Linked DNA regions of Homo sapiens: region 2 is linked to region 1. Evidence: chromatin loops called from intact Hi-C (ENCODE). Cell type or tissue: HCT116. All regions are shown on one strand. Links, peaks and the distances in the headings refer to the core of each region. The heading gives the core; the rest is flanking DNA. Region 1 has its middle 29 kb from the start of MIR30C2. Region 2 overlaps COL9A1 (collagen type IX alpha 1 chain).

Region 1 (16,743 bases), core at 4,985-12,984:
TTAATCTATTTTTAGGTGAAGGTGGTGGTTCACCAAGGGCAGCATATTTTATTATGACTCACAATAAGAAATGTATTGTATGTCAACTTAATATATATAAATATAAATTTATAATATCAACACATATTAATAAAAATTCTCTATTATGTAAGAATTTTATATACAAAATATTTATATATCTATATAATATTTACATAGAAATTACATAATTATATATATGAATGAAAGTCTCACAAAACAAGCCTTATTCTTACCACTAGTGATGCCCACTGACAGGACCCCATAGGGTGTGTAGCACTCCCAAATCAGTGTCTCAACACTATTCTGGCAGCCCAATCTCATACAATTCTGCAAAAGAAATCCTGTGCCAGCCGGCAAGAGTAATTCCCTCACCAGGCCACCTCCTGGAACCAGGGTCCAGCCACAGGGCCCCAGGATGACCCCACTGGCCAGAGTTTCAACTATTTGGGGGCATCTGGTTGACCCTACATGAGGGCGAACGGTTGTAGAGTGGGGCATTCCAAAAAGGAGGAATAGGAAATGGGACCTATGGGAGTCTCTGACCAGCACTGCTGGCCCCATCTAGTACTACGCACTGTGAGGAAGCCACTGCAGTGAGTGGTGGGAAAAGATGCTAAGATTACCGCCCTCTGATCTATTTTACTCTATGCTATTATATTTCACAATTTTAAAATGTCTTGTGACCCTCTAGACTGACAATTTCCTATCATTGTACGTCTTTCTGTCTTTCCATTCAGTGTCCTGGGAGAGAGAATTTGATCAACCGAGTTTGAATAAAGTGTCTATGTCTGCACTAATCAGCAGTGTACAAGAGGAAAGGAGAGTGCGATCCTGAGGTCCAGGTATGGCCATTTTCCATCCCAAAACTCCTGCATGAAAGAGATGCATTTCAGCAGTGGGTATCCTGCAAGCCAAGCAGCCACCCTAGATGGCATTTAATAGAGAGACAAATAGCCTGAGGATTTGGGGCCCCAGGCCTAAACTTCTCAAGGGCTGTAGTCCAAGGGATGTTGACAAGTAAGAAATATTACATGATTTTATGGAAGGAGAGTCCAACAAATGAAAGGATGAGTGATTTACTCAGAGTCACGTGGGGAAGAGACAAGGCTAGATCCATGTCTCTTATTCCCAGTCCATGACACCTTGTTACTTATTCAATGCAATGGACTCAGAAATCTATTGGCATTAAAACTACTTCAAAAAAAGCACACACACATAATCCTAGTTAGTAAGATGCTCTTCAGAAAGCTGTGTCACTGCTACATATCTTATGTAGTATTATAAGGGCTTGTTTGATCATTTGCCCTGGTACTCATAAAGGTCCAGCAATCTGTGATTTCCTGTGACACATCTTTTTCCTTTTTTATTAGATTGGAAAAGCATTTTCCTTCTTTCATCTTCAGAAGTTTCTTTATGTCCTTTATAATTCCTCAAAATGATTGAATAGTGGCTCTGTAGTGACAGCAGTAAAGCAATTTGTGATCTTTCAAAAAGATGCAGTGCAAGTAAAAATTATTACTCTGTGTTAACAAAGTAACATATGACACCTAATATATTTTACTCTGATCCTCATGTCCATAACTGGCTTTTCCAGAATTATGACTATGAAAGTATATCTTTAAAATGTGAAACAGACATTGGTCAAACTGGAAAAAAAGATTTGTATACTTTTTTTTTCTTTTTAAGAGTCAGTGGGGTTATAGCCATAGGCATTTGCAGAAGCATTAACTGCTACTGTGTGAGGACATTTGCAGCCCCAAGTTAAGCTTTCTATTTTTCTTTCTGGGTCTCTTTCAGAGCCCTGGTAAAAAGATTTTTTAGTATATATCCAAAAACCCAAGACAAGGGCCCTCACTTGATCTGAATTTATGATGGCCACATTACACTTGCTGACTACCCCATGATATCTCTGCAATGAAGAGTAATGCTTTACAAGTATCGCTGTGTGTGTGTGTGTGTGTGTGTGTGTGTGTGTGTGTTTCAGAACAAATGTTTTAATTCAGGATTTAGGTGACTGCTCCTTTTAGAAAAAGAAGGTGCCAGTAGAAACTGAAATACAAGGAACTCAGCTAGTGGTCAGGAAGGAGCTTAGCTGGAGGTGGCGACTGTTTCGTCAGAAGTTAGTATCTGGTTGTCATTGTCATAGAGAGATCTCTGGTTTCTTCTTCAAAAGTCTTAACACAGTCTTATTTTAACACTCCTCTGACATTTATCCCTAGCACCTTGTTCTCCATAGAAAGGGTTTCAAATGATTCAATATTTTCTAAACCTTAACTGGATTTAATTCTCCCCTTGGTGACTGAAAAGATAGCAACCTATGCACTATGCAACTGTTAACCTTCCCCCACTCAACAAAATCTCTTCCCTTAGTTTTTGAGGAATGAACTTGAGCTGCTTCCTAAAATTATCACTCAGTACTAGGAACTGAGACATTGAGAATACTGAGCAAGAATTTTCTACCAAGGTAAGGACCAAACAAACTCAAAAAACATTCCAGGATGAAAGGAAGTGAGTTCTCTATTTGTCCCTAAGTCATTCTCTGCTCATGGAGCTACTCTCCCTTCCAAGGATCCTGCTGTCCCTTTGAAGGCCTCACTTATTTTAACCTAACAGTGGATTATAGGGCTGTTCTGTTATTCTGCTAGTTCTCTCTGCAGCTTTCTTTTTCACATTGAAATTGAGCATCGAACAAGATAAACCTGCACAGGGAGGAATTCAGAGTGCTTAGCTGAAGTTGGTAGTAGTAGAGCACAGATGTCTGTGGGTGTCCAGACAAATTATTGGTCCCAACTCACGAAAAATATTCTACTAGATCCAGGAGTAAAGTTATTACTTTCTGAGAAGAGTTTCCTGTAGGGAACAAGCCATGAGGGGTTGGTTTTTCACTGACAAATATCAGATGGTTCCCCAGGGTGGGGCAGGAATGTTTCCCTTAGGAAGCTATTACTTCCAGGATGAGCTATAAACAAACCATTCTCTGTATTTGGTCTAATTAAACTATGCACATTTTGGGGGGTAGGTATAAAACAGAGATGCTGACATGCCAGCATTTATGCTGCTGACACAAATGTTCTGAGTATAGTTGATGTAAGCGGTGCTGACATAAACCTTCTCCTTGAGAACAGCTGCTAGAGGTGCTTTGTATTTCCACTATCTTCCAGTGGATTAACTTTAAGCATTGTCTGGGCTAAGAGTTGAAGCATCTTCTACTGAGATTTAATTCCCTAATATGAAAAATTAACCTACCGATTTCTCAATTACTTACTTCTTTCATGTTAATAACTATTTAAATTAAAGCATGTTTTCTTTTAAAGTTCAGAATTAGATGAAGAATGCAGTACTGATTGTTTTTGTACTAGAGGCTTAGTTTGCAGAGCTCCTAGGATGACTAAAGTTCACTTAGTTTGGAGTGAAAAATGGAGGCATGACTATTATTGCATAAAATAAGTCATTTTATTTTTTTTATTTACATGAAACACAGATTTCATGTTAATGTGACTTGTCAACTACCTAGTTAACTGACAATTAGCTGCCACTGCTGATAATTTTGTAGATTAATGAGATGAAAGGTATAAATGTTCTTCAAGGAGAATTGCACACATACTCAATACACACATATTTAAAGGGTTTGGGACATTCTAAAGTCACCTCTGAACCAGATCAATAACCTCCTTCATTGATTCCATTATGTGATCAAAGATGGCATTTGCCACCTACATTTGGTGGTAGATTATCCCCAGTAAGTCTTTTAGAAGATGACATCTTCACCCCCAGTGTCTTTCTTTAGTACTGATAATCAAGGATTTTGTGAATTAGCAGGATTTACTGGCTGTTGAGTGCATATCAGTTCAAGTCCTCCAAGAAGCTGATGCCAAGACAGGACTAGATACACAAGAAATTTATGGGGAGGAAACTCCTGTGAAGGGTAAAGGAGGAGGGAGCAGGAAGTGGCAGGTGAGCCTTCAGACCTGGAAGCATTAGAAGTCCCACATCAGTCAAGATGGCCTGATGGCCTGCCTCTGGCAACCCCACCTGCTCCATCTCTACCTGGAGAACCCTGGAGGAAACATTGCGTGGGCATGAGTGCCATGGTGGACTCGAAGGAGCAGCAATTGGAGCTGTCAGTCAACTGTGCTCCCCATGCAGAGTCTCTTGAAAGGAGGTCCAAGGAGTGGTTTCCATGGCTACCAGAGGAGAAAAGAGGGTCCTTGTAGGTGCAAACGTGCAAGTTCCTCTCTTCTTTTCTAACCCCACTTAAATTTTGACAGTTGCTCCTCTTTGGCCATTATGGCTTGGCCAGCCAAAATGTCACATATGGACAGGTAATATGATATCTTCTGCCTTAGTTTTTTTTTTCTTTCTCAATACAATATTTATAGGCATCGTAATTGTTCAATAAGGGGATGGGGTGGAGTTAACATCCACAGATATTGAATAGATCAGCTTTATAACACAACCTTTACCTTTTGCCCTGGGCCAATGAACATCATCATCATCATCAAAACAATAAGATATTAATATTTCAGTGTGGAGCCCATACTACTCATCAAAATGCCACAGAAGCCATGCTAGTATTGAGTGCCTCTTCCAGCTTGTGGTCTCCGTAGGATTAAGTCCTAAGATGGATGTCCAGTTTTCATTTTCCTCCTGTTCCAACCAAGACCAAGAGGGCTATGGGATCTTTCTCTCATGTCCACTGCATGGGGAGAGAATGAACAAAAGACAATGGAGGATTCTTTTCACTAAACAGTGGAACAGGAGATGGGCTACTCTCCCTTGGGTTGTGTTCTCTGGGGGAGTGAGATGCAGTAGAAGTGCACTGGGTGGGAGAACAAAGAGGTCTGAGAGAGTAAAGGGGCAGGGACAGGACGGGGCACTAAAGAGAGCTACCCTGTGGTAGTAAAGTGAAATGCTCCCAGGACTTAAGAGGTTTTAGATAATTTATTGATTCATGCAACAAATAATTATGGGGCAGTTGGTATGTACCAGATAGAGTTCCAGGTGCTTGGGATATATCATTGAACAAAACAAACATTCTTGCCTTCCTGTAGCTTATATTCTAGCAGGGAGATGCTAACATGTAAACAAGTAATAAACAAAATACATACGTAAATTATGTCTAAATAAATATATTACATATAAACTACAGCTTTTCTTAAAATTGGTTTTCAGCAGGAATTGCCTCATCTGCGATTACTAGAAGCAGAAGTCTCTTTCCTCAAGTTTCTTAGCTCTTTCAAACTTCTTTCACCTGGGACTCCTGTTTCTTCCCCTGGGAGAGAAACACTTCTTTTGCAGAAATCTATCTAGTATAGTTTCTAAAAAGCCACTGACAGAGTGAGATGTATTATGTAATTAATATCTTTGATCTCTGAAAAGCCTGCTTTTTAACTGGATTTTAATAAACTTCCTAAAACCGGTTCAGAAAATGTATTTAAAATATAATTGGCTAACACACACAGGTCTTCAATTTGAAATTCAATAGAATAAACCTGCCCAGAGCTGGGCATGGCACTGGATAAAGAGAGCCACAAGCTTCACTGATTATGATCTAAAGTCCAGAACTCCTCAGTAATAAATAGGGGATGAGACAATAAAAAGTACCCAACTGCGAGGAAGGCAGACATTTCAATTCTCCCTTTGCTACATTAAACAATACAGCCTGCAATCTACAGTGACAGGAGGAGAAAGCCAAGTAAGAAATGATGGCTTCAAGTATGTAGGGCTCACAATTAAACCCTGACCCCAGCCCTACAGCAGCTGGACATATGCAATTCCAACTAGATTTAATGGTAGTGCCTCCTCCCCGCACCCCAAGAACTCTTTAAGGTCTTCTGGGTTTATCTTATTAGGATAAAACCCCCTAAATTAGTTGATTCATAATGCGATTTAAATGATATACTTTCAAAGAGAGGATAAATGAATCATCGAGCTATTTCTCCATCCCAACCCCAGGCTTATACAGAGATTCTATTTTTAATGTCTTAAATTTAAAAAGCAAAAATTATCTTAGTAGCTGTGGGCAGTTGAAACTTTAATGAAATTTGATTAAGCCAACATTCAATTAGAAGACAATGTAGGTCACAACTAGAAATGATTTATAGGATGTATAGCAAGATCCCTCAGCCCTGTTAAGATTAATATTTTTGAGAGCAGGCTGCACTCACTCTCCTCACCTCCTCTCCCCGCTGGCTCCATCTGCATTCTGCTGCCATTGTTCTAGTGAAGCTGCCCTCTCTGAGGCTACAGTGGCAATGGCTCCATCAGTCCTTCTCTGGCTCAGACTCAACATTCTTCACTTTTGGTCTCCTTTCTTGGTTCCCATGGCACTGCCTTTTCTTGGATCACTTCACCTGCTCTCTCAACAGATTCCTTTCACTTCCTTCTCTTCTTTTCCCCATTTCTTAGAGACAAAACCCCAAATACAGTTATTGGTTCTTTTCCCTTCAATATTATCCACTTCATAGTTTCTATGATTATGCTGTAAGCCCTGAACTTAGTTTCAGTTCTGAATACACAACAATCTTCTAAAATCCCCCTTCATGTTAAGTTCAAAAGTCTGAACAGAAATTAACTTCCTTTCCCTTTCCCTCTTCTTCCTATGTTTACAATATCCTCTAGGATCTCTCAGTCTTATTGGCCAGAAAACATGGTCAGAATCATCTTCAAGTTTTTCTCCTCTCTCAGTCCCTACATTTAATTACACATCCAATCTACTATTCTATTTTAATAATTTTGAATTTCTATTCCCAGTCCCACCTTCTATATATAATATAGGCTCATATGTATGAGACGTTCTGTCTGGATTATTACAACAGCCTTTTGACTGTAATTCCTCTCTCTCCTTTTCTTTAAGAAGTATTGTTCTATTTCATATTATGTGCCAAGGTTGTGCTAGGAGCTTGGAGTATGAAAGGAATTAGACCACCTTTCTTTGAGAGCTCACAGTGTAGTGGGAAAGACGGATGTGAATAATATTCACCTCTGTATACTATGATGAGCATTATACATATGAACACAGTCCGAGGTGGCCCAGAGAGTGAGGCGGTTAATTCTGCCTACAGGAGGTAGACAGGGAGTCAACAAGGGCTTAAGTAGAGAAGGTGACTTTGAGGCTAGGTTTAGGGATGCATAGGATTTCACCAGAGGGGGACAGTCGTGGGGAAGGACATTCTTATTCAAGAGGACATTGCGTCCCACAGACATTAAGGAGCATGGTGTGTTTAGTAGCCTGGTGACCACTGAACACAGACCATGAGGTGGGCAGTGGGTGGACCTGAGGCTAGAAGGTGGATTGAGCCAGATCGTGACGTGCTTCCAATGAGGGATGTGGGTTTTGTTCTATAGATAGTTTAGAACCAACAGTTTCACTTCCCACATCTAACTAAATGCCAAGGTCCGAGTGGACTCAACAAACTAATGCTCAAATCTAATCTATTTTCTCCAACTCCATTGACCTTGCCTTATTTCTGGCTTTATTTTTGGAGGCTCCTAGTTAAATTTCCCTTAATAGAATGAGGACATCTCTATCTCATCCTAGCCATCAAATTAATGATATTTTCCCTCTCTTATAGAAAACAAATGGACTTGGTAATGTAAGGCAGTAACAGGATCTGTCTACAAATTTCCTAGAAGACAATCTATACATAAAGTTATATATGTTGCATTTAATTTTCACTAAAATCCTGTGATAAACCTCCCTATCCAGAAATTTTGCTTGCTCATTTTAATCTGGCTACTAGAGAATGGAGAGGCATTTCCACCTGGGTCCAGCCTTAAATGACAATATGAGTGGTCAATCATTTCTGCCACCCTTGTTGCCCCAAGGGAGGTAATAAAAGTAGTTAGAACACCTGTCACTGAACTTGGATGTGCATGGTGAGCAAAGCCCTCCATATCTTCCTATTCAGGAGGAGTTGCCACATCTCCTCAGTGGCTCCTAGGCTGCTTAAGCTTTTGATATACCCTATGTAGACAAAAGGGTACAAAAGCAAGGTTGCTAACATCTAACTGTTGCCTTGAGTAAAAAACAAAAGGAATTACAGAACAAACGTTTGGCTAATTTCAAAGTGTCCCTTAGTGCTTGAAAACTTTGTCTTATTATTTTTTATACAGAATCAAAGTAGGCCTATCTTAGAAAAGGGAACATCCTTAATGTTGGAGAGGTTTTAAAATAGGCTCTCACTATTTCCAACCCAGATTATTGTGCTGACAAACTGATGTTTTCCCCACTTCCTGTCTTTCTTCTCCAGTTATTTCACATTCTACTTTCTGATTTTGCTGTCCAAAATGCATATTGGCCACCTTTATGTTTAAACACTCCAGTTTACTTCCTCTTGTTTCATAAAGTCCAAAATTGCTGGATATGGCCTACCTCCCTCTCCATCCTCATTGCCTATCTTTACCCAACAACAGCACACGAAATTTCTAGGAATAACCCCCAAATATGTGGGAACTGCATGATTTGTGCCTCTATCAAATATTCATTTTTCTCTCTCTTTTTCTTTTTTCATAAAGACAGGGTCTCACCCTCTAGCCCAGACTGGTCTCGAATGCCTCTTGATACAGTGCTTGTGGAGCCCATGGATTGATTTCTGAAGGTCCTCGAACTTCCTGAAATGAATGCTCATTTTGAGTAAGGTATACATTACAGCATTTTTTAGGGGTATAAGCTCCATATATTTTATAAGATTTTCCAGTAGGTCTTTAAACTCTAAAAGGTTAAGAAACACCATAAATCTGTTGAGAACTAGGACACAGATGACCAAATTTGACAGAACAATATACAAAGTAAGAATGGATGACAGTGTTGTAGAGTCTCATCGTCAAGTATGGAATCTCATTTATAAAATGTAAAAACTGAGGCCCAGAGAATTTTAATGATTCGCCTGAGTTCATTTACAAACTAAACTACACAATTTAGATTTAACTGTGCAATGTCTTTTCCATTGTTTGCTTTTTCATGTATTTATTGTTTTATTCAATTATTATAGAGTGGAACATACTTGAAAGTGGCAACTATGCCTTGAAATGATGATTATGATGGTGATGGCAATGATGATAAAGATGATTTTAGAGGAAATTATGAATAAGAAACATGTCTAAGACCAAGAAATATACAATTATGTACTGCTAATTCTTACATATTTAGAGTACTCAATTTGCCTCTTAAAAATCCTGGATAATGAGAATTTATTGACTTAAGTCAACTGCATCCAACAAGTCAGGCAATTTCCAAATAATTGTGTGATTTTTAAAAATGAAATTCTCTTGAAATGTTGGATCCACTAATTTGCAGATCTGAGAACATGTTTTTCATATGGTACCCAATTGATTTATGTGAATTGCTTAAGGAAAGAAGTTGAAATTTACCTGAAATATCTTTTGTTAGACTATGCGAAGCAGAGGAACTTGCTTTACATTTTTGTTTAACCTTCACTAGGTAGTTCAAATCTCATTGTCGATTTTACTGATTTTTATAAGGTTATAGAAATGCTATTATTTTGTCAGAGAACTAAAGTGCCCTCTACTGTTTCTTCTCTGTTATTACAGCCAACTTTCTGTTAAGATACTTGATTTAACAGAAAAGTCGTCCTTACAGAAATAACCAGCAATAAATTCATTTCTGATAAAGATTCTAATTATAAAAAAGAAAATTATTATTGACTAAGCATTTTGAAGCATTTACATGTTTTATAAATTGACCAGTAAATAAAATCCTACATATTTGCCTTAATCATATTTTTGTCACTTTAATCTTAAAAATTCAAATTCCACTTTATAAAAAACATTTCTACTTTTTGGCATTTGTTTCAATTCATTTTACACAGCCAGAATTTTTTCACTATGTTGACTAGTATCTTTTTTAAAAAGATGACCAAAATAGATATATTTTTAATTTAAATATTCAGAAGCATAAGAAAATTAAGAAGGGCCAATCACTATTTTCTGAATGTAATTAATGAAATTTATTACTGAGAAAAAAATCCTCTAGATGTCATGTTATTAACTTAAAAATAGAATCATCTTACAAATTTACATATTTGCTTGTTGTAAACTTCAATTTTGACTAATAATTATGCACGTCACTTCCCTTCACTAAAGTAATCCAAGTTAGCTCTGAGTCATTTCAACCACTATTACTAACAGCATCATTAAAAAAAAAATGTCATTTCTTAGTCTTAAAATTTCAGTTATCTACATGCGTAGAGGCCTAGGATCTGTAGAGAACACTCTTTTACGAGTTCATAAATCTAATTATTTCAGAAATGTTTCACCCTTTCTCACTCTCTTTTTCATAGGACTTTTCCATCATTGGCAAGGTTTTAAAAATTTCCTAGTTTGTTGGTAGCTATTCAGTTCTTGCACAAAGACACAAATCTTGGCTGCTGGCCTTTTGGCATCTCCTAATTTTTTCATAGACCTCAATTGAACTTTCAGCCTGTTCATGGAACTTCAGAGGCTGACAATAGAAACAGCTCCTATTTGTCTTTTCACCCTTCACTTTTAATCCTTTCCATAAGCCACTTGAAAGTACAGTACTAGGTAGTTCAAGGATAGAGAGGGAGAAGACGAAAATCTATTTTCCCTCCATAATGCTTTCGGTATCCCATTTTCTTTTCATCCAAAGACAAGCAAATTAAGCAAATAAACATTAACACTGGTAATAATCCAGCTCATGTAACTAAGATTGATGTTGGGTGAGCCTCAGTCTTATAATACAGTCATTTGAGCCTCTTCTGTTATGCCAGAATTAATCTGTAGAAGGAGCCATAAAAGTTCATACAAAAAAGGGAAAAATGGCTTAGCAGTGTGAAGCAGAAGCAAGAGGTGCATGCTAGAAAGTTGGGAGCTCACACTTAAAAAAACTACAGAACTCAAAATTTGCCATGACGTGCAGGTCCTTCTTGGGCCTGTAAATTAGGCAGTTAACGCCTTATCTGAACCCTGGGAAGAATAACTTTCAGTTGCTTTTCCTCGCCCTAACTCTTCTACAAGGAAAGAAGCATAGCCTGTCTGCTTGGTGACTGCTTGGACCCTGCTTCACTAAGTTGAGCCTGTCTGGAACAGAGCTCAGACCTGCCTCCATGTAAATGTAAAGGCCAAAGGCCTTGGATGGCAGCAATTCTGGGTGACTAGGTAACTCTCCTTCAGGTAGGTTGCCCCAGGGATTGGGACACACTATTGTGGCTGATAATTTAAACTATAATCTTCACTCAAATCCTATTGGTAGTAAAAATGTTATGTTCACATCTGGAAGATGTTAGAGGGCCAATTTATTAGAGTGCCATTTGTTTCTGATGTATTTTTCCCCATGCTCTGAGGGCAGCTGCACTGTCAGCTATTGAGCTTGTAGGGCCAATAAGCTTCAGCAAATTCACACTGTAAATCCTCTTGACCAATGAGTTTTTATCCATGCTATACTGAGTGTATTCTGCAATGTAAGCTGTTTAATTTGCTGTTGCCTCTGTTTCTGACATTTATTTTGTGTTCTAGAAAACCTTTCAGATTTATAATGTCTGACAAAAACATATGGGAGTAGAAATGTGGAACCAATTACAAATAAGGGAAGCTTACTATGATGGCTATTAAGATCCAAGTTTTACATTGCCTTTAAAAAAGTGTTCACAGGAACACAGGATAAAAATAAATGACAATTTGGGATTGGTAGAAGTTCTTTAATATCCTGAGGATCACTATAAACTTCATGGAAGCCCAGGAAAACTGGCTGATAACCATATCAATAGTAGGTGGAAGAAACTATGGCTGGCTCCCTAGGATTTGAAGGAAGAGGAATACAAATGTTGGATGCCACAGGTAGCCCATTTCCTCAGGAGCAAGCTACTCCGTCTGAACCCTGGAATCAGACATTTCTCCTAGAAGCCTTGGTTCCTTTTAGTGAGGACCATGGTCTGGGTGTTAGGTTTGCTCATGGCTACTCTGGTCTTTGCTTCTTGGCTTTCTCAGTAAGGAGAGCTAGGCAATCTAGGCACATATGTATAAACAAACACATACACACATACGCATACACATGCACATCAATAAACAGACATGTGTAAATATACACGTGCATCTATCTGTGCACATAAATGTATGCATATTTGAGAAATTATGAGTTCATATCAAAACTGCAGTTCCAATCCACTCCCAAAGTATACATTCTTGCCTTCCATCATTCCATATTTATATGTCCCTTCTTCCACAGTGAGAACTTCCAACCACATCAACACATTTATTCATTTGTGCAACCCTTTGGTATACCTGAAGTAGGTTTGGAATTGCTTTGCCCATGTCATTACAGTAACAAATCTACCAAGATTTTGAGATTTGCTTGCAGTTCTTCCTCCCCTCCTACCCCAAGAATGAGGGGATATAGTTAGATACTGTATTTATAAGTTACTTTAGTTGGTCTTTCCTCCTTCCTTTACTTTCCTTTAGTATGGCTGTGGCGTTTATTTGAAATATAGTTAGGTTCATGTATTTTAGTTTGCTTTCAGTTTTAGAACTTCCTTCTGGCAGGGCACGGTGGCTTACACCTGTAATCCCAGCACTTTGGCAGGCCGAGGCGGGTGGATCACAAGGTCAGGAGATCAAGACCATCCTGGCTAACACGGTGAAACCCCGTCTCTACTAAAAATACAAAAAATTAGCCAGGCCTGGTGGCACGCACCTGTAGTCCCAGCTACTCGGGAGGCTAAGGCAGGAGAATTGCTTAAACCTGGGAGGTGGAGGTTGCAGTGAGCCGAGATCATGCCACTGCACTCCAGCCTGGGCAACAGAGCGAGACTCTGTCTCAAAAAAAAAAAAAAAAGAAGGAACTTCCTTCTTATTCATATTGATTTTATTTTTGGAATATGTAGAATATTAACATGCTTTCAAAAGTCAAACTGTACAAAAAAGGTATAATCAGAGATGTGTCACTTCTTTCTGTATTCCTTCTATCCAATTTCCCCAAACTCCTAAAGGCAACTAACTTGTTTTCTGATTTGTGCTTCCAGTGTTCCTTTCTGTAAAAATAGGCATTTATATAAATTTTAAAAATGTCCCTTCTTTTATACACAAAGTTAGCATACTATATATACATTTTTGCATTTTGCTTTTTTCCCCTTAATTAAGTCTCCCAGAAATCATTCCCTAACAGTAAATAGTGTTCCTCCTTATTCTGTCTTACAGCTGTATAGTACTCCATTTTCTGTATGTACCATAGTTTATTCAACCAATCTTCTATGCTCAACAATTATAAACAGTATTCTATGAATAACTTAATACCTATGTTTTTATAGTTTCATATTATTAAAGATATACATTTAAAATAAATTCATAGAGGGATTTCTGTGATGAGATTTGGGCATAGATAGTTGCTTATAGATGGCTAAATTCCTCTCCAGAGGAGTTGCACCTATCCATCAGCAAGTATGGCATTGCTGTTTCTCCACTGTCTCGTCAACAGAATGTGTTATCAAGCTTTTGAATTTTTGCCAACTTTTTCGGTGAAAAATGGAATTTCAATGTAGTTTTAATTTACATTTTTATGTGATTAAAATTACATATATTTTCATGTGATCAAGGGCTATTTTTATATCTTTTTGTTTCTTTCAATAGGATTTCTACAGGTCTTTTTCTATAGGATTTCTGTAGATCTTTTTTCCTTTTTTTTAGAAAGTTCTCAAATAAAGGAGTTAACCTTTTATCTGATATATGTTGTGACTATTTTCTCCCAGTTTGTCAGCTGTCTTTGACTTAGTGGTATTTTTCAGGCCATGTAAAATTTTTATTATGTAGTCAAATTTATCAGTCTTTTATTGTGTATGGGACCGTAGTCACACTTAGAAAGCTTTTCCTTATACACTGGTTTCAGAAGAATTCACTCATGGGGTGTTTTTTTTCTTTTTGGTACTTGCATAGTTTTACTTTTTATATTTAGATCTCTGATCCATTTGGAGTTTATTCTTGGGTGTGATGAAAGAAATGGATCTACCTTTATCTTTTTCCAAACAGCTATCCACTAGTCCCCACACTGTATAGTAAACAGAGCATTTTTGTCCGAGTGATTTTTGAGATACCACTTTTGTCATAAATTTTTATATGTAGCTGGATCTACTTCTGGAGGTTTATTTTACTCCCTTTATCTGACAGTTTATTCTTGTGCCAGTACTTACCATTTAATGAAAGAGCTTTGAAACACATTTTTATACCTGGGAGTAGTTCTGCCTTGCTCCCACTACCTCATCCCAGAGGTCTTCTTATTTAGTAGTTTCCTTGCTATTCTTGTGTTTGTTTTTTATATTTAATAAAACTAACTTTTAATTAATATGAAGATGGCTTTCATTATATCATCATTAATAAATCATACTAAGCCTAGATTTTGAGAACCACATTTATAAACAGAGGGGGTTGATAGCCATTTTATTCCTGACTGTGAAAAATATTTATTTAATCTCCATACAAGTTGAGTATACAAGCAAATTATTTCAGTTTAGTGCAGACTTGAAAAAACATTGATTTTATTGTTATTCCTAATATTTCCCTATTCTTAATCTTCATCTTTCACCAACACCACCATTCCCTCACCCAGCACCAAGGAAGGAAGGAACATGCTACTATCATGTTCTGATAGCTCCTGCTTCATAGACATGGAATCTGCAGTTGAAAACAAGGTTTTATCTTATCACTCTTTGTAACAATAGAACCCGCAAATGTATCCATTTATGGACCTAAAAATAATTTAACATAATTGTAGTCTACTGCTTCTGCCTTGGGATTGTTTCTACACTAAAGTGCCCCTACAGAAGGCCAGAGAATATTGACCCAACCCTGATTCCATCACGGTAATCATGCTAGTTGAAATTAGGGCAAGCAAAACTAAGGCCAATTTGACCTGCATTGAATCTATGATTCAAAAAATCTTATCTGTTAACTCCCAGTGGCCCAGGAAGGTCCATAAGGTTTTAAAATTCCAAATGCTATAGAAGTTATGTTTATCATAATAAGTTGTACATATTCATTTGTTTCTGGCATAAAATTAGCATATTAAAATTTATCTTCCCTATAAGGTTTCATCAAAAATTGACGCTTTTCTCCTTTAATTCTGGAAAAAGGTTTTGTAATCTCAGGGATAACCAGTTGGAATAGTTGATCAATAGGATTGCATACTTCACTGACACAGTCCAAAGCTTTAAAAAATGCAGCTCAAAAGATGTATTACACCAACTTAGATTCTCAATCTGATATGGCTGTGAAGCCAATGGACTGTTTCATGAAGGCTTAACTTTTCAATCAGAAAAGATTGCTCTACATGTTAGAGAACTTTTATTTTAGAAACTTTTGTGATTATTCTTAGTGTAGAAACTTTTATATATATATATATACTTTAAGTTCTGGGCTACATGTGCAGAACGTGCAGGTTTGTTACATAGTTATACACGTGCCATGGTGGTTTGCTGCACCCATCAACCTGTCATCTACATTAGGTATTTCTCCTAATGCTATCCCTCTCCTAGCCCCCCAGCCCCCAACAGGCCCCGGTGTGTGATGTTCCCCTCCCTGTGTCCATGTGTTCTCATTGTTCGACTCCCACTTATGAGTGAGAGCATGCAGTGTTTGGTTTTCTGTTCCTGTGTTAGTTTGCTGAAAATGATGGTTTCCAGCTTCATCCATGTCCCTGCAAAGGACATGAACTCATCCTTTCTATGGCTGCATAGTATTCCATGTGACATATTTTCTTTATCCAGTCTATCACAGATGGGAATTTGGGTTGGTTCCAAGTCTTTGGTATTGTGAATAGTGCTGCAATAAACACATGTGTGCATGTGTCTTTATAGTACAATGATTTATAATCCTTTGGGTATATATACCCAGTAATGGAATTGCTGGGTCAAATGGTATTTTTGGTTCTAGATCCTTGAGGAATTGCCACACTGTCTTCCACAATGGTTGAACTAATTTACACTCTCACCAACAGTGTAAAAGCGTTCCTATTTCTCCACATCTTCTCCAGCATCTGTTGTTTCCTGACTTTTTAATGATCACCATTCTAAGTGGCGTGAGATGGTATCTCATTGTGGTTTTGATTTGCATTTCTCTAATGACCAGTGACGATGAGCTTTTTTTCATGTTTGTTGGCTACATAAATGTCTTTTTTTGAGAAGTGTCTGTTCATATCCTTTGCCCATTTTTTGATCAGTGTTTTTGTTTTCTTCTAAATTTGTTTAAGTTCCTTGTAGATTCTCGACATTAGCCCTTTGTCAGGGGGATAGATTGCAAAAATTTTCCCCCATTCTGTAGGTTGCCTGTTCATTCTGATGATAGTTTCTTTTGCTGTGCAGAAGCTATTTAGTTTAATTAGATCCCATTTGTCAATTTTGGCTTTTGTTGCCATTGCTTTTGGTGTTTGAGTCATGAAGTCTTTGCCCATGCCTATGTCTTGAATGATATTGCTTAGGTTTTCTTCTAGGGTTTTTATAGTTTTGGGTCTTACATTTAAGTCTTTAATCCATCTTGAGTTAATTTTTGTGTAAGGTGTAAGGAAGGGATCCAGTTTCAGTTTTCTGCATATGGCTAGCCAGTTTTCCCAACACCATTTATTAAATAGGGAATCCTTTCCCCATTGCTTGTTTGTGTCAGGTTTGTCAAAGATTAGATGGTTGTAGATGTGTGGCTCTATTTCTGAGGCCTCTGTTCTGTTCCATTGGTCTATATATCTGTTTTGGTACCAGTACCATG
Region 2 (16,743 bases), core at 5,624-13,623, 1.1 Mb before region 1:
AGGCTACGAACAGTTTAGTGGACAACTAAATCAGACTCTTGCCTTTGCACTTTTTTTTAACTTTTGTAGATAATTTTTGTTAATTTGTTTTGTTAATTTATGTTTTTCCTAATTTTAAGCATCTTTATGAAACAGGCACAGTACCCTTTGGTTTGTTGACTGTTTTGATTTTATTTCTTTGGTGGATATATATGTACTTATACACTTAGTTAACATGCAGATTAACTAGTCATAACTGTTTATACACCACTCTCATATTTTAGTGATCAATATGAAGACAGCTAAATAATTATCCTACTTTTTAGACAGGACAGATACTCTCAACAGACAAGAAAAAAGATTTAGCTTATCACAAGAAGCAGACAATTTATAAAACTACACAATGTCTAAACTCTATGTTGCTCAGTGTACTTAAAATTTTACAGTTATATTTGTATAACGTTTATATTTTTCTAGAATACATCACTATTTACAAAAGTACAATTAGAAACACTGTTTTTTTTAAGTACCGTTTTTATTTTCATAACACTAATAATACACTGGGATTGAGAATTTCTGTTAAGTGTTTTGCTGACGTTGTTTTAATGAATACTCAAAAAAGCTTTGCAGATTTGTCCATTGCTCTTGTTCTTAAATTATTTTTCATACTTGTCTGTATCCACCTTCTGAAGACACACAAGTGTTTACTGTCGCAGTTTCCCAGCGTTATTTCTTAATACTTGAGTGTTGACACATTTTTGTACCATCCCCCTTTTGTACCATCTCTGCTCACAAAGATTATATGCAGGCTTTGAAGAGGAGGAGATGCAGAAGATAATTGAATTTGTATCTTGTATGCCTATGTAATTCAAAGTGACTTAGTCCATTGAATTGTGTTCATTTATTAGTTGGCTGGTTAAGATAGCATTAATTATCTTAAATTTATTCAACTACTAAAAGTCTCAGGCAATAGGACAGATGAGTGTCATCATTTTTATTGTGTGGCATACTTGGAGCTATAATCCAAACGTTTTACTCAACAAAATAATGCTAGAGTAACTGATCAATTTGGTTAAATTGAATGAAGAACCAAGTGAACACAGAGAAAACTTATTCGGACAAGTAGACCCAGCACAGCAAAAATTTGTCTGAAAGATAAGACAAGCTTATAAGACCAAAGCTAAGTCTAAGAAAATCTAAATGGAAAAAAAATTGCGTGTTCAGATCCAATAGTGAGTGATGTGGTACAACTGGAGGAGTTAGCTACTTGCTTCATGAATTTGTCAAAAGTGAATACTAATAAAGTGGGAGGCTTCACTAAATGAGGGGGTAAATAAGATTTAAGTTTATCAGAAGTGTGTGTATTGTGTGACCATACTAAGCTTCTGGGTGTAAGTAAAGATGCTGGCTATTTTACAACTTTTTATTGTATTGTGTTATGCAAAGTACATTTTGGAGATAAATGTTTTTCAGCACATTAATGTCTTTAAATTCAGGTTGTATTGGGTGTATTTTACAACTATTTATTTTTAAATAACATTTAGGGTGTGTTTTCCCCCATTTTGTTTGTTCTCTATCTTACCTCATCAAACTCTTTACGATTTAATTGAATATACTCATGTTAAGTGCAATGGCATTAGTTTTATTCAAAATCCCACATGGGCATAATGCTTTGAGGCCTTGATTCCTACATGTTCATTATGCATAATGAGCTTGTCACCTATCTCAGCAATAAAGGTTCTGACCCTATGTCAGGGAAATCTAAGGTGCAATTATTAAGGCCATATCTACTCTTCATCACTTGCCATGGCTGAAGCTCCACACTTCAGTCCATTTTGTTTGGTGTCAACCATGGGGATGCTCCAGAAGCACTCTTGGCTAACCATGAGCCCCACAGGTGTCCAAGGAACGTTAATTGGTCTATTGCAGGGTTCATGTTTGTACCATCATTATAGTTTTCTTTGTCACATGAATCATTGCTCAGCTTGAAATAATCAAGTTTGTCACCCATCTCCCTGGCAGTTCATAAAAAGCCTAGTCTAATTATTTCAGATGAGAATTATAAGCAGAATCAAAAGCCCAAAAGCAGGCAGTCCTTTGGGACTTTTGTCCCCCAGAGTGATCATCTCACTAAAATCATTTGAGACTTTTTGCTATAGAGGTCCCTGAGGGAGATAAGAAATAACACAATTAACTTTTCTCATCCATAGAAGCTTTTACACCATGAGTGATAAGGTAATAGGCAATAAGTAGTTAAATACATAGCAGGTTTTCTTAACAGAAATTAATTGCATCAAAACGTGCCAGAGGATTTATATGTTTACCTATACCGGGTAATAACTTACATAGTTCTTAACTATTCCTATCTTCAGGCCCCCTTTGGATAAATTAACTAGGTGCTCTCTAAAGAATGTTGTTGTCTTTTCACACACATATTTTCAACTTAAGAGACAAAATGGAATTTCAAATATATCTCAGAAAGAGAGGTAATTTGTTTGAGACAGTTTCCCTCCCTTGTTCTCTCTCCAGCTATGTTTTGATAACTTGGAGTCAAAAGTAATTTGTGAAGGCATGTTAAGCAGAGAGTTAGCATGAATTGCCATTTATTAAGACTAAAAGTAATTTTCAGTTAGCAGCATCCTCTTCCTGATAGCCAGATCAATCAAATATGTTACACTTCCTCTCGTTGATCATTTAAAGAGCACTTAAGCGTGTGTATTTACAGACAGGCATTACTACAGTCAGCCCATTTTGATTTAATAGTTCTTGAGCCATAGGTACTTTATACTGCCATGTCCTGGATCACAACTCACTAAAGAAGGCTACACAATTGAAAAGTATTTATTTTACTTTGCACAAAAGGGCTTGACCTATGTTTATTGAACACAAGTATTATTTTTAAAAAGATATTTAAAATCATTTATGTTTGTCACCCCTCTATAAACAGCAAGATTGCTAGTTTGCTAGTATTTTTTCCTTAATACTGAGTTTTCACTCCTTTTGCCAGGTTACCAGCAAATATTTTTAAGTAATTTTCTTGATATTTGGAAATCAGAATTTCTATTGGTTTTCCACCTATGTTGGTTTACTTAGTTTATTTTAGAGACAGGGTCTTGTTCTGTCGCCCAGGCTAGAGTGCAGTGGTGTGATCATAGCTCACCATGGCTTCAAACTCCTGGTCTCAAGCAATCCTCCAACCTCAGCTTCCCGAGTAGCTGGGACTACAGGTGCTCACTACCATGCCTGGCTAATTTTTAAATTTGTTTTTATTTTTACAGAGACAGGAGACTCACCGTCTTGCCCAGGCTGGTCTCGAACTCCTGGGCTCAAGCTATCCTCCCACCTTGGCCTTTCAAAGTGTTGGGATTACAGGCGTGAGCCACCATGCCCAGCCTTGGTTTACTTTTAAACTCAGAGACTGTATCTCAGAAACACTATAATCACCAAAAAATTTTAAAAACACAATAGAGGTGATCTTCTACAGCAGGAATTTATATTAAGCTTATTTCAGTTGGCAAATAAATCAGATTTTACTAATGATGTTTAAGAATAGCGATATTGGTTCAGTCAGCTTGAAATGTAAAGTATCCAAATAATCAAATCGATCATCTATCCTGATATGACTACTCATTCATATTCTTCTGCTGTGCAGAAGCCAATTACCCAAAACCATGCCAGGGAATTTATGTGCTCAGTCAGTCTCGGAAGTGATTTCCACAGTTCTTAACCAACCTGTCAGCTATTAGGGTTGAAAATCATATCATACTGCCATAGAAGCACCGGCTAGAAATAAATCAGGAATCATTTGCCCTTAATTAACATGCCAGGTTCAAACCAACTTTATTTATTTACACTCTCCTCTCCCAGTGAGTGCTCTAGTTGCCACTTTATCCAACTTTCAAAAATATCTCAGAGAGGATTTGAGATTTCTATTTTGCTAGAGAGACATGCTTGGTCAGATTCAACATTTACCAACTCTCTTTCATGGAGGGAATTTGCTGGGCTCTTTTCCTTGCAATTTCTAAGCCAAGTGTCTTCTGCTTCTGTAAACTACTTCACTTAACTGAAATTTATAACGAATTCTTCCTGCCATTTGGAATGTGGTAGTTTTGCATAATCTATTTGTAAGTGCTTGTTTCCAATGTTGCTGACTGTATCTGTGGAGCTTGTTGTACAACCTTTACATAACCAGGTTTGTAAAACAGTTGAGTGAACTGTTCTTTGAAATTTTATTTTTTTTAATTTTCTTATGAATATTATAAAACTTAGAAACATGTTTGATTATCTAATTTTTCTTTTATTGTATTTGATTATGTCACTCTAGTTAAAATAAAAGCACTTTGGTGAAAAGATAATTTCTATGCCTTTATTTAATTATGTGTCACAGCTCCTGAAAAAGTTTGCCATTTTTTTAAGGATTGTTTTAGGGAGCTATAACAGAGACCTTTATTTTCAAAAGTCATATTTGAAAAAAGGGAAAGAACATTCTTTCAGTCTATGTAAATAGCACTGATCTATATGGCAAAGTTGGAATCTTCTTAAGCAAAATTCATGCTAGAAGCATAAAACTAGATGCTGTAAGCAGTTTTAAAGAAATCCAAATACAGATTACATAATGATTGATTTAACCAAACAACTAGGACTAGAATTTAAAATGTATAAAAGTACACACGAGAAAAATATATATAAAAAATTATATTAGGGCTCACTCTCCTTTGACTTGACAGAATTTAGTTCCATAAACTAACTAAAGATACTATGTTGAGCTATTGTTTTATGCCCCAGCACAGGTTACTCACAGGCTCTGTGATATAAAATGAATATATTAAGTCTGTTGGATAGTTAAGTAGATGTTAATGAAACAGCAAGCCAATATGATTACACAGATAATAATAAAGTGCTTAAGTGGTCAGGAAATACTTGTTAAGAATACAGTGCTTTAGCTGAGCTGCATTTATAAAATTTACAAGAAATGGTGAAACATAAATCATGTTTACAATAAAGTTCTGAGTAGGAGGGAGCTAACAAGCCATTGGAATGAAGGCAGTGGTTCTTAACCTAGAAATAAAGCAAGGCTAGACTTAAAAAAGTCCACGAAATCTCTGAAATACTATACAAAAATATAGATGCGCATGCAGCTGCACATCTTTCTAGGGAATTAACATTTCGAAAAGGTCCATGAAGCTCTCTCCATACACACTAAAACACACACACACACACACACACACACATACGCATCTGTCACAGGGTAACACCCTCTGTGGAACAGCTTTTTAAATTACTTTATGTAGAAAAAACACTAATATTATAAACATACACCTATAGAACCAGTAGTTAAGTAATGTTTAATGTATCTAAATAAGCTCAGTAACTTCTTTTCATTGAACATGATTATTTATAAGAAAACATGCAAGAGATTAAGAAACCATATTTATTTCTTCTTTGGTACAACCAGAGATGTTACCTCAAACCTTTAAAATAAATAATCTCATCAATAAAATTTATGAATGCCAGAGTATTAAAATTATTTCTTTGCTTTCACATAGAAGCGCTCAAAATATTAACAGGTTTGGGGTAAAGTACATACAGTTCAACAAAAGTTCAAGGTGAAGAAGGAAACCAATACATGACGTAAAGAAATCATTTCGGGAGATGTAGCCCTTTCTTATCACTCCAGAGACAGCACATCGATGAGATTTTAAGCACCAATTCCATTGAATGTAGTGGGGTTTCTTCATAACTAGTCTAGTAATCCTCTATATAACTGAAACAATAATCTGAGAACAACTTCTAAATGAAAATAACTACTGCAACTGAGGTAAACCAAACAGTTGTTTTTGTTTATTGGCACAGTGGCCCACGATAAGACACATAGGTATAGCACACTAAAGCTCAAGATCCTGGGAACAGGAGTATAAATTTATTCAAGGGAGGTGTTTGGTTTTCTTTTTTTTTTTTTAACTGATGACTCTGCTGTCTTCCCTCCAAGGGAAAGGAAAGAGAACTTACTGAATAGCACCGTTCTTCTATATGTGATTGTCAAGTAGGACTTCTGTAATCATACTGAAGGTAATACATTGTAATCATGCTGAAGGTAATCATCTTTGCCCCAGCTTTGGATGGTGTTTCTCACCCAGGCTCCTTCACCAGGCGTGGTTCATGCAGACAGCCATGCAGCAGTAAGCCTTTCAAGGGTCAGGCCCTTTGTTAAATGCTCGCTGACCAGCCTGCATGGTGCAGGAGGCTGGCTCACAGAAACCGGGAAGCCCAGGAGGTCCCGGGGGTCCAGGCACTCCAGGAATTCCTGCCACCCCTGGGGGGCCTCGCTCACCGTCTCGGCCATTTCTGCCATAGCTGGCAGGGCCTGGGTCACCTGAAACACACAGAAGATTGCACATGTGAACAGGAGAATCCTCATTGATGCAAACTGGCAGAGGGCATGGCTCAGCAGCGCTCAGATAAGGGGTTTAACAAACGCTTTTGGAAGCGATGGATGATGACTGGTGATGATTGGTGATGATGATGATGATGATGATAATAAGATCCCTTCCTTGGACTTGGGTTTTCATGGAAATTAAAAGCAGAAAGAGACCTCAGTGTCTCTAACCCCCATTTCCATCAGTAGAGCTGCACCGTGCACCATGGTAGCCTCCAGCCACAGGTGCCTATTGAGAGCTGAAATGTGATGAGGCCAAATGGAGATGAACTAAGGATCAAACACACCTGGATTTTAAAGACTTGATATGAAAAAATGTAAAATAGTTCATTAATAATTTTTGTGTCTATTACATGATGAAATGATCTTTTGCACACAGTGGGTTAAGTAAACTATATTATTAAAATTAATGTCACTTGATTATTTTTACCTTTTTCATGTGGCTACTTGATTTAAAATCATACATGCAACTCACATTTGTGGCTCACATTATATTTCTTTTGAATGCAAGTAGCAGTATTCCTTACTTCTAAGAGTTGAGCAACATCCGGGCAGGGAGAAGTATAGTTTAGCGGTTAAAAACACAGGTTTTGGAGACAAATAGCTTTACATTCTAGCCCTATCATTTATGAAAAATGTGACATTAGCAAGTCACTAATCTCTCAGTTTCTTCATCTACAAGATGGGATAATGTCTTCCTAATAATTAAATTCAGGCCAGGTGCAGTGGCTCATGCCTGTAATCCCAGCACTTTGGGAAGCCAAGGTGGGCAGATCACCTGAGGTCAGGAGTTTGAGATCAGCCTGGCCAAAATGGTGAAACCTCATTTCTACTAAAAATACAAAAAAATTAGCCAGGTATGGTGGTGTATGCCTGTAGTCCTAGCTACTCAGGAGGCTGAGGCAGGAGAATTACTTGCACCCGGGAGGCAGAGGTTGCAGTGAGCCGAGATCGCGCCACTGCACTCCAGCCTGGGCGATAGAACAAGACTTCGTCTTAAAAATAATAATAATAATAATTCTACAATTGGAAGCACCTGATAAATAGGGGCTATTATTACAATTATTAAGATATTATTGATTAATGTCTTTTAGAAGGCTGTGCCATGTGCCCTACAAATTTTCATATTTTTCTCATGAAGGGCTGACCCCAACATGAACTTTGCAATAGCAGGTTCTCTGGGGGACATTTCTTGCTTGTCTTCCTTTTGTCGTGTTTAAGGGTTGTATGTTGCCCTCAATGGGGCACACTCTCTGAGGCACAGCACCCCATAACAAAGAGGAATTTCTGCTGAATGTTTACCCCAGTGCACTAGCAGCACTTTCACACAATTATTGCAAAAGTGGTGATGAGAAGTCAGTGTAAAACAAATTGTGTATGCCAAAATAATATAGGGATCCTCATTCCATCTCAGCCATCTTAACCTGGTCTTTCAGCCAAAAAGCCGGAAGCCAAATCTACATGTTCAACTACATATTTGCTTATATTTGGTTACTCTCCTTCTTTCTCTGTGGTTTTTACTTTTCTTTTTCTATTTCAGTTGTCTTTTTATATGTCTTTTGTTGGTCTTACTGTAGTAATATGGTCTTATTCATATATATCTCACATATTTTTAGAAGGAAGGTAGGTTAGAGATCCTGCTTTACATAACATCTCATTCTTCCTCTGGTGCATACACTTCGATCCACACAAAGCAATGTCATAGGGCAATATATTAATAAGTTTTAAGGGAGAATAATTATCTTTGAATTTATCCATCTCAAAGCTATAGATAAGCAGAGATATAAGTAATTTTCCCTAATTTATCCCATATACTTTCATTCAACTATACCTAGTAAGTATGAAGCAGATCATTATGTGTTTTCTTTTAATGATGAGGTCCCTGAGAAAGCTTCTCCCTAATCCACAGCATCTATAGATAAAGCTGTAGCAGAACTATGCCCTTAGCAGCACCTGTTAAGATCCTTAACACCAGATGCAGTTAAAGGTGAAGTTGATTTTTTTAAGGTTTAAAAGATGAGCCAGATCTAAATCCGATTTTCATGCACCTTATCACTAGGAATGTTCCCACTGAGACATACCAGGTGTGCCTTAAAATCAAATCAAGTTTAGGAGAAGGAAATGCCCAAAGAAGAGGTAGAAAACCAAATGAGCACAGGGGCTGGGATGGTCATTGAGATCAGGGGTGGGCAAACTTCAGCTCATGAGCTAAATCTTGTTTTTGTAGTTTTATTAGAACACGACCATGGTCATTTGTTTACATATTGTCTGTGGCTGCTTTGGCGTACCAGGGCAGAGTTAAATAGCTGCAATATGGTGCCCATAGCCAAATAATCTGATCCTTCACAAATAAAGTTTGCTGATCCCTGATGTTATAAAGAAACAAGCCTGGATTAAGAAATTCCCCCACTGTTTTTACCAGATGAAAACGTAAAGTACAAATGCAATGAAATTTGGCCACTAATATTCCACGTAAGTGTTGGGGAGACCAAAGGGAGGAGTGAGGCCTGTGGTGAGCTGGAAAGTGGATGCGGGCAGCAGCTCTTCTCCAGCTAACAGCTGTCATCGGGGAATACAGGCCAGTGTTGCCAGAACTTCTGATAATTTTCAAGAGAGGCCAGGAAGCTGAGTCTTTAAATAAATATCTCCCAATGTTTAAATGTTAGCAACTAATTCAAATTTTTTTCAACATTTGTAGAGCCAGCCAAAAACCTTAAGTTTTAAGTAATTTATTCTCTAATACACTAACAATATTAAAAAGCAGAAGGATAGCTTTTTAGATTTTCACATTTGGTTCCCCATCAACACACTTCAGGAGAAGTTTTTCTTTTTCTTTTTTACCTTGCTGAGTTTATTCCAAATTGCTGCTTATCCTCTGAAGGAAGAGTCGATGAAGCCATCCTGTCTACCCTTGATTTATTTTATGAAGCATGCATCTCATCCAGTTCTGCCTTTGGCAAATGCAGCAATTTACCCTTTGGAGCTTTTGATGATGTCATCATCATCATCATCATCATCATCATCACCACAAATGCTTAATGAGAATGCTTTCTCTTTTCCATGGGCATACACTATGCTCATTATTGAGCCCATTTTTCTCATGCATAAACTGAGAGTTAGGAAGGTCAAATAATTGTCCATAGTCATATAGCCAGAAATGAGGACCCTTAACCACTGCACTAACTGTATTTTCCTACCTATTGATTTTTTTAACTCTGTGGAAGGGTGTGGAGGGGTGTGGCAGGGTGTGTGTGTGTGTGTGTGTGTGTGTGTGGTCATTTTTTTTAATTCCTTGGGCCTGAGTTGACCAGGAAGTAGACAGAGGTACAAAAACAAAGCACAGTATTGACTTTTGCAGAGCTCTAATGATCATAAGAAACTAAGATATTTCTCTGAGGTTTTGCCCTGTAGAAATACCAGAGAAAAAAAAACAGCCTTAACATAGCAGATTGTCAGGCTCTGGAAAGCCCTGACCCAGGGCCTTTGCTCTCATGTATGTTCTAAACTATGTGGGAGCCTCAGTTGGGTGACACTATGTCCACAGTCCACATCACTCAAAAAGTGAAGCTGACTCATAATAACGGTTCACAAAATGGGCATAAATGGTTAGCCCAGCAGCTACATTCATGAATATCTATCAACTGCTTTGTAACTCTTCAGAAAGAGAAAACATGCATCTAAAGTGTTATTCTGCTCTGCCTGCCTCATGTGTGTATTACTTACACTAACTGCCTAATGATTACATGGTTTTCTGAAATGTCAAGGACCTATAAATATGTTGAATATTCCCAATACAAAGAAATGATAAATGTTTGAGATGATGGATATACTAATTACCCTAATCTGGTCATTATGTAATATTTCTATTGAAACATTACTACATATCCCATAAATATGTATAACTATTATATGTCAATTAAAATAAAATAAAATATTTAAAATTATTGCTAAACGTTTTTTTTTTAAACAAATGAATAGCTATGTCATTCTCTATAAAACCACTAGAGGGTAGTCATGTTACACTGATGGAAGCCCATCTCGGCTGGATCATTCTGGAGGCAGCCCCTCACCTAATACATGCTGTGGCGTAAAAGGGACTGTGTATACAGTCAAAACAAAAAAAGTGAATAATTTTCACATTAAATAGGGTATTTCATAATTAATCCACTGGTTATGTAGACTTTTTGTATGTACCAGGAGTTTCTTATATTTCTTGAGCTTAATGTTGTGGTATTTGACAAAGCAGTATATGTTTAAGGAATTATAAACTGGTTTATGTAAGGCCCAGCAACCAAATAAAACAGCTGCAGCAATGGAAATGGAAAAATTAGGTACTGAAAAACTTAGCCCAGAACTGAATGTGTGCGTGTGTATTTTTCCACTCAATAGTCTCAAGCAAAGCTCACCTTTCTGTGGACTTTGCACAAGAAAACCAAATACTCTTATAACCTAGCATAGTCCAGCACAAAGCCAGCTACAACTTCCATGTCCAAGAGGCAAAAAGCACCTTAGCTCACAAGTCACCTTCCTAGTGTTCACATTCAAATGATTTGTCATTTAATTTATGTTTTGCCCTAGTGAGTGCACAAAGAGGAAGTCAGGACTCTTTATTATTAATAAATATGTTCCTTTAAAATTCTCAGAGTGACGAGGAACTAGTCCCAATGGGCAAGTTTGGTGGCAGCAGAGAGAGTCTTTGAGACAACCGACCAAGCAATAACACTAGCTGACCTGTGGCACAAAACTGAAGGCGGGGGAGACTAAAGTTCCAGGGATTGCTAATGTGATCCACGTAGCTCTGCAAGAGAGGCAGAGAAAGAAGCGAGACACTCAGCAATTATGGGACATGCTCAATTCACATGTCTAGGTTGCAAAGAAAAACTAATCGTATGATTAGACAGCCAGCCAATCATTCTGTCCACTTTGGGAACATAGACTCAGGAAGCATGAATATCTGTCTTGTTATTACCTGACAGACTTTTGTCAGGACATGAATTTAAGAGTCTGTATTTTCTCAAATATATTATAAAAAAAGGGAGCAACAATAATAACAGTTAAATTTCACTAAATAATGTCAGAGTGTCTGTTTGCCATATGCCAGGCACTGTTCCAAGAGCTTTACATGTATTAACATGTGCATATATGCTCTAAATACAAGGTAGGCATAGTGATTCCCATTCACTGAAGAGGAAACTGAAGCACTTCAAGGTAAAAGAATAGTGCATAAGCCCTGGCAGCCTGGCTCCATGTCTGCACTTCTTAAATATTCACCCAGCCTACTCCTGGCTGTGAGAAACAAACTAGATTGTGCATGTGTACTTTTTAAACAACAAAGCACTGTAGCCAAAATGATCATCAATGTAAAGGTTATAATAATAACCTGTGTTCCATAACAAGCAATGAGCATTATGTCCCTGCAGGGCATGTAATACTTAACACTGAACAAACAGAGATACAGCATTGGAGAGGGGAGACAGGGAACTAAAACTGTCCAGAAAGAATACAGGAACTCTAACAACCGATAGAAAATGATGATATTAGTTACATCGTTAAAAATATGTTAAATGCCTTAGCACAAAGAATGATCCAACTATCTTTTTTTTTTTTATTCAGGAGGATTTGAGCCCCAAATCCAACAACAGGAACAACAAAGAAGGTTGCAGACTATGCTGTTCTGCAGTTTCTTTATTTTAGGTAAGAAAAGAATTTTTTTATCTAGACGGTTCCAGACAAATTACTGCACAGAATCCTTTTGAAGTTTCATCAGGCCTTAAAGTCCTATTAATATTATGTTTTTGAGAGATCAGAAATCACATTCCTAGTCACATTCAAGCTCTACCAAGAAATAAAAAGCAGTATAGCCTCAGTGGACAATTAACCAGTGAAAAGATGTACTGCTACCCAGTACTTCGCATTTGTGATTTGGAGTTGAAGTAGACTTTCATGGAGGGAAGGTCTGGGCATCAGGGGCGGTGCTGATTTAGAGAAGAGTAATATATTACTGCTGATCAACGGCAAGAGAAAAAAGCTGCAGGGGCTGAACTGGGGCCCAACTTTGCCCTCAGCTTTCCTTGATCCACCTTAAAAAGCAAAAAGTGGACTTGATATATTAATAATAGTATGAACAACCAACATTTCTTGAGCGCCTACTATAGCCAGGAACTGTCTTAAGCAATTTACATGGATTGAGTTTCTTTATTTCTCAGAATTACCCTATCAGAGAGATGTTCTTGTTATCACTGTTTTATAAATGGGAAAACTGAGGTGTAGAGAAATTAAGTAAAATGCCCAATATCATAAAGTTAGTTAGTGGCATAGTCAAAACGTGAACCTAGGATGTCTGAATTGTAGATGCCACTCTTCAAACAGCCCACTTCCAGGTACTAGCTTTAAGGGAGGAATGACCCAAAAAGCTCATGTCAGGAACTTGACTGACTTGAGCATATGCACGGTGTCAACAAGAGAATGTGGGCCGACCTCGAAACCCAAGCCCTCAGCTGGTGCTTTCACCTGCGCACTACACGAGGACACCGCGCCAAAGCGCAGAAAACGATCCACCAGCAGACCCCTCTTCTCTGGCATCTGTGCTTTTGAAAGTTAGCCTATATTCCTGAAAAATAATCTGGAACTCAGATTTGTCACTAAATAATGTCAGATATCGTCTCAATTAAAAGGTAACAAAAGTCCAAAAAAGGAAGGTTACCGAGGTTGAGACATAGAAACCAGGACAAGGAAATCAAGAAAGAAGAGTCAGCTGGGAGGTGAGAAGGATGGGAGATAATCAGAGCTGATGGGGAGAGCAAAGTGAGAGGAGGGGAGAGATCAGAGGAGGGCAACGATTTTGGAGGTGATCCCAGGAAAGCAGGGGCAAGGACTGGCCAAAGGAAGAAAGGAAAAGGAAAACAGAAAGGACAGGTATTAGGAGTCCCCTGGATCAGGGGGTCCACAAAATGTTTCAACAATTCAGATTTAAGATTAAATCCAAGATCAGCTAAAATTAATAATTTTGTTTGTAAGCGATCCTAGGGAGGGCTGCAAATGATGATCTTGTCCTGCCTCACAATTTACTTACACGTGGATGGTCTGATGTTCTAAAAAGCAAGTCGGGGAAGCCCCTCTGACTGACTGTGTGCCCCGTTTGCGCCCCCCATCAACTTGGCTCCTGAAAATGGTTTACTGCAGGTGGGAGATAATGTGCTTCTGACAGTCTGGGACACAGCACACATGGAGCTGATCTTCTCAATCTTCTCATCTTTACATTTAAATTGTGGCTTACCAACAGATTATTTTCAAAGTGAGAATCCCTATAAACCATAATACATTTTCAATAAAGGAAAATGTTGCCAATAGTGCAAGTCATTGGTTCAAGAACTGTTAAGCGATTTGTCAATAAAATGAGAGAAGAAGGAGTTATTAGGCTTTCTCATAAATATATAGATAATTAAGTAAATTGTGATGATGGTATGTTGTCAGCCTCAAAACTTCCTATTCCTACTACTGGTGATGGAGACAGGCACCTTTAGTAAATTCTATTTCCTTTTCCTCTCCTCTACACACCCATCAATGAATCCAAGCTTTACCGTATATTAAAATCTTCTCTAAATCCCATTTAAGCCAGATTTTCCTTTCATTACTAATCATAAATCTTCCATTTCCAATTATAAAAATTTATCAATATGTGAAAACATTTTGATGAGCCCATGAATCAGTTTTAGAAAGGCAGTGTTTGAGTTATCTCCAAACATTCATGTTTTTTTAAAAAATTTTTTAATGAGAACACAATCCCCAGAAGCAATGAAATGGATAATTGGAAAGCAATGATGTTTTTGGCTACAATTATAGCTGTGATTAAATACATCAGCCTCTGGCAGAATTAGAAAATTGTAATTTCTTTTCCTAAACTTCCCTAAGCCAAGTTTTCCCAAACCATTGTGGAAGCAAGTATCATCTCAACTCTCCTCAGCAACAGACCCCTAGGGCTTTGGGAGCCTTCCTAAGCCACTGCCTCCCCACAATAAGAGAGCGTTTGCTGGAAAGTTGCGCATCATTCATGCCCTTAAACTGAACTGGCTTTTGGCCCTGCTATGTTGCCTCTGTGCTTGGGCTTGTAAGTCATTTCCTAAGGGATAAGTGTGTTCCAGCCTGGACTCTGGTGACAGGGTAGCCAGTGTATAAAGAGAACAGAAGGCCCAGTGAGAGAATCTGGGCCCTTCACACAAGGGCTACCCTGTCACCTCAGTTGACACAGCTGTGATGTGTGGCTCTTAGTGATTATGAGCAGGAATGTTCAGTTTTGTATTTTCTTTCTTTCTTTCTTTTTGGATGTGGGGTTTTGGAGGGTCTGGGTGTTTGAAAGGGGAGCTTTAAAAATAAAATTTCAGTTACTCCTTGTGCAAGAGATTAAAAACAGGCTAATCTTCCTACTGCTCTGGCATTTTAGATTAAAAAAAAAAACAGGAAACTATCACCTGCTTTAGAAATAGATAGGATCCAATTTATTCAGAATTTTATAACAAGTGCATTGTGCCTGGACCTTGACACTATTTTTCTTGAAGCATCTATTTAAGGAAATTAGTATTTCAAGTCCTGATACCTATTTTCTGATTTGATTTACAGATCATTTAATTCTTTACTAAAGCTGGTCTTGAAAAATCTATGCTAGCCATTCTGAATAATTAATATGCTTAAGTGATCAAATAACAATTATTTTAAAATTTTATTCAATTCAGGCTGTGTACTTGCTACCAATTTCGCTACCTCCTCCTCTCAGCTATACAACACACTTACCTGGGAGACCTATAGCTCCAGGCAAACCGTTGGGACCTCTTCCTGGAGGGCCACGCTCCCCCTTTTCTCCCAAGTCACCTGCATTACATTAAAGAAATGTTATTTTTCTACATATCTATAAAAATAAACTTCCGCATCTTTAAACTTTCAGCAAATCTAAAATTCAGAAACCAAAAGGTCATGAAATTGCCATAAACTAGATTGTAGTGAGTATGTAGCAAGGCAAAAATCAAGTTCATCTATTAATAGATCTAAGGGGGGAAAATCAAATTATTATATTCATAGATACTGGAATGACATTTGACAAAATTGAACATGCATTCTTGATAAAACATTCAATAAAATAAGAACCAATGGCCACTTCCTAAACACGAAAAATATATCTATCTCAACCCAAAAGCTAGCATTATGCTTAATGGGAAACACAAGAATTAGTTCCACTACAATCAGAACAATATAAAGACGCCTACTTTATCACTAATATATAACTTTTGGTTTGAGTAGTTAAAACTATCTCTATTTTCAGGAGATATGAATATATATCTTAAAACTCTAGAAAGTTAACTCAAAAACTATTACAAACAGTGGCATTCAGTCAACTAGCAGGGTACAAAATTAATATATGGAAATTAAAATTTTATATATATTAACACAACCAGTAATAAGACATAGTAAAAAAGATACCATTTATAATAACAATTAAAATATTAAATAACGAGGAATAAAACTAATCAGAAATAGGCAAGTCCAACATGACAAAAAGTTTAACATTTCTAAAGGACACCAGAAGACTTGAAAATCATTCTTAAATAGAAATGATATCATCATAAAATATTGCCAGTTCTCCCCAAGCTGAATTTTCATCATGATCTTAATAAAAATACAAACCCATTTTTTATCAGAAAAGAAGATCCTGAAGTTTGTATAGAAAAACACATAAGCCAGAGTAAGCCACAAAAACTCCATAAAGAAAAGCAACATGAAGGGAATTAAGTTGACCAGATATTAAATCAACTAAAATGTGTGGTGTTGCTCCCTGAATACTCAGACCAGTGAAACAGAATAGAAAGCCCAAAAAGTAGGCCCAAATACATACAGGATTTGGGTTTATAATGAAGGTGGTGTCTTAAAGTGGGAAAAAGTTGAACAATTCAGTAAATGGTATTGGAAGAAGTGGGTAGTCAACTGGAAAAGAAAAGTTAGATCTATACCTCACACCCTATTCCAGGATAAAATACAAATGGATCAAGTATTTTACTGTAAGTTAAGAATCAAAAGAAAACAAGGGAGAATTATGACCTCAGATTGGCCTTTTTATTAAGATTCAAAATATGAAGGGTTCCTAAAATCAATACAAAAAGGCCAACAACACAACAGCAAAAAAATGACCAAAATACATGAGCAGGCAGGCCACTAAAAGGAAGTAAAAATGGCTCTTAAATATATGAAAAATTCCCTGACTTCACTCTCATAACAAAATAAATGCAAATTGTAAAAAAAAAAAAAAAAAAAAAAAAGGATGCTATTTTAACCTATAAGAT

What was found. Hi-C counts contacts between places; a loop is a spot of excess contacts. Peaks named below come from ENCODE experiments on the same cell type or tissue, not always from the same donor. Only the 100,000 strongest peaks of a DNase experiment are listed, where the experiment ranks them.
Region 2: a loop joins it to region 1, with 2.9 times the contacts of the local background. A loop is called at or near these places in 3 of 110 quality-filtered maps.

Annotation. Positions count from the first base shown.
Region 1 is chr6:71,339,977-71,356,719 of GRCh38, forward strand. No RefSeq gene overlaps it. Among named protein-coding and RNA genes, the nearest start is that of MIR30C2, 29 kb to the right of the region's middle. In HCT116, for the core only: a CTCF peak has its summit at 9,537 (motif pointing left); a DNase peak (open chromatin) is centred at 9,535; H3K27me3 peaks cover 1,237 bases.
Region 2 is chr6:70,210,730-70,227,472 of GRCh38, forward strand. COL9A1 (collagen type IX alpha 1 chain) reads right to left here. Exons shown (of 38, transcript NM_001851.6): 37 at 15,203-15,280; 38 at 5,397-6,352. The coding sequence ends at 6,168. It overlaps COL19A1 (collagen type XIX alpha 1 chain), which reads left to right. Exons shown (of 51, transcript NM_001858.6): 51 at 1-1,739. Among named protein-coding and RNA genes, the nearest start is that of COL9A1, 84 kb to the right of the region's middle. In HCT116, for the core only: a CTCF peak has its summit at 10,470 (motif pointing right); a DNase peak (open chromatin) is centred at 10,417; H3K27me3 peaks cover 3,975 bases.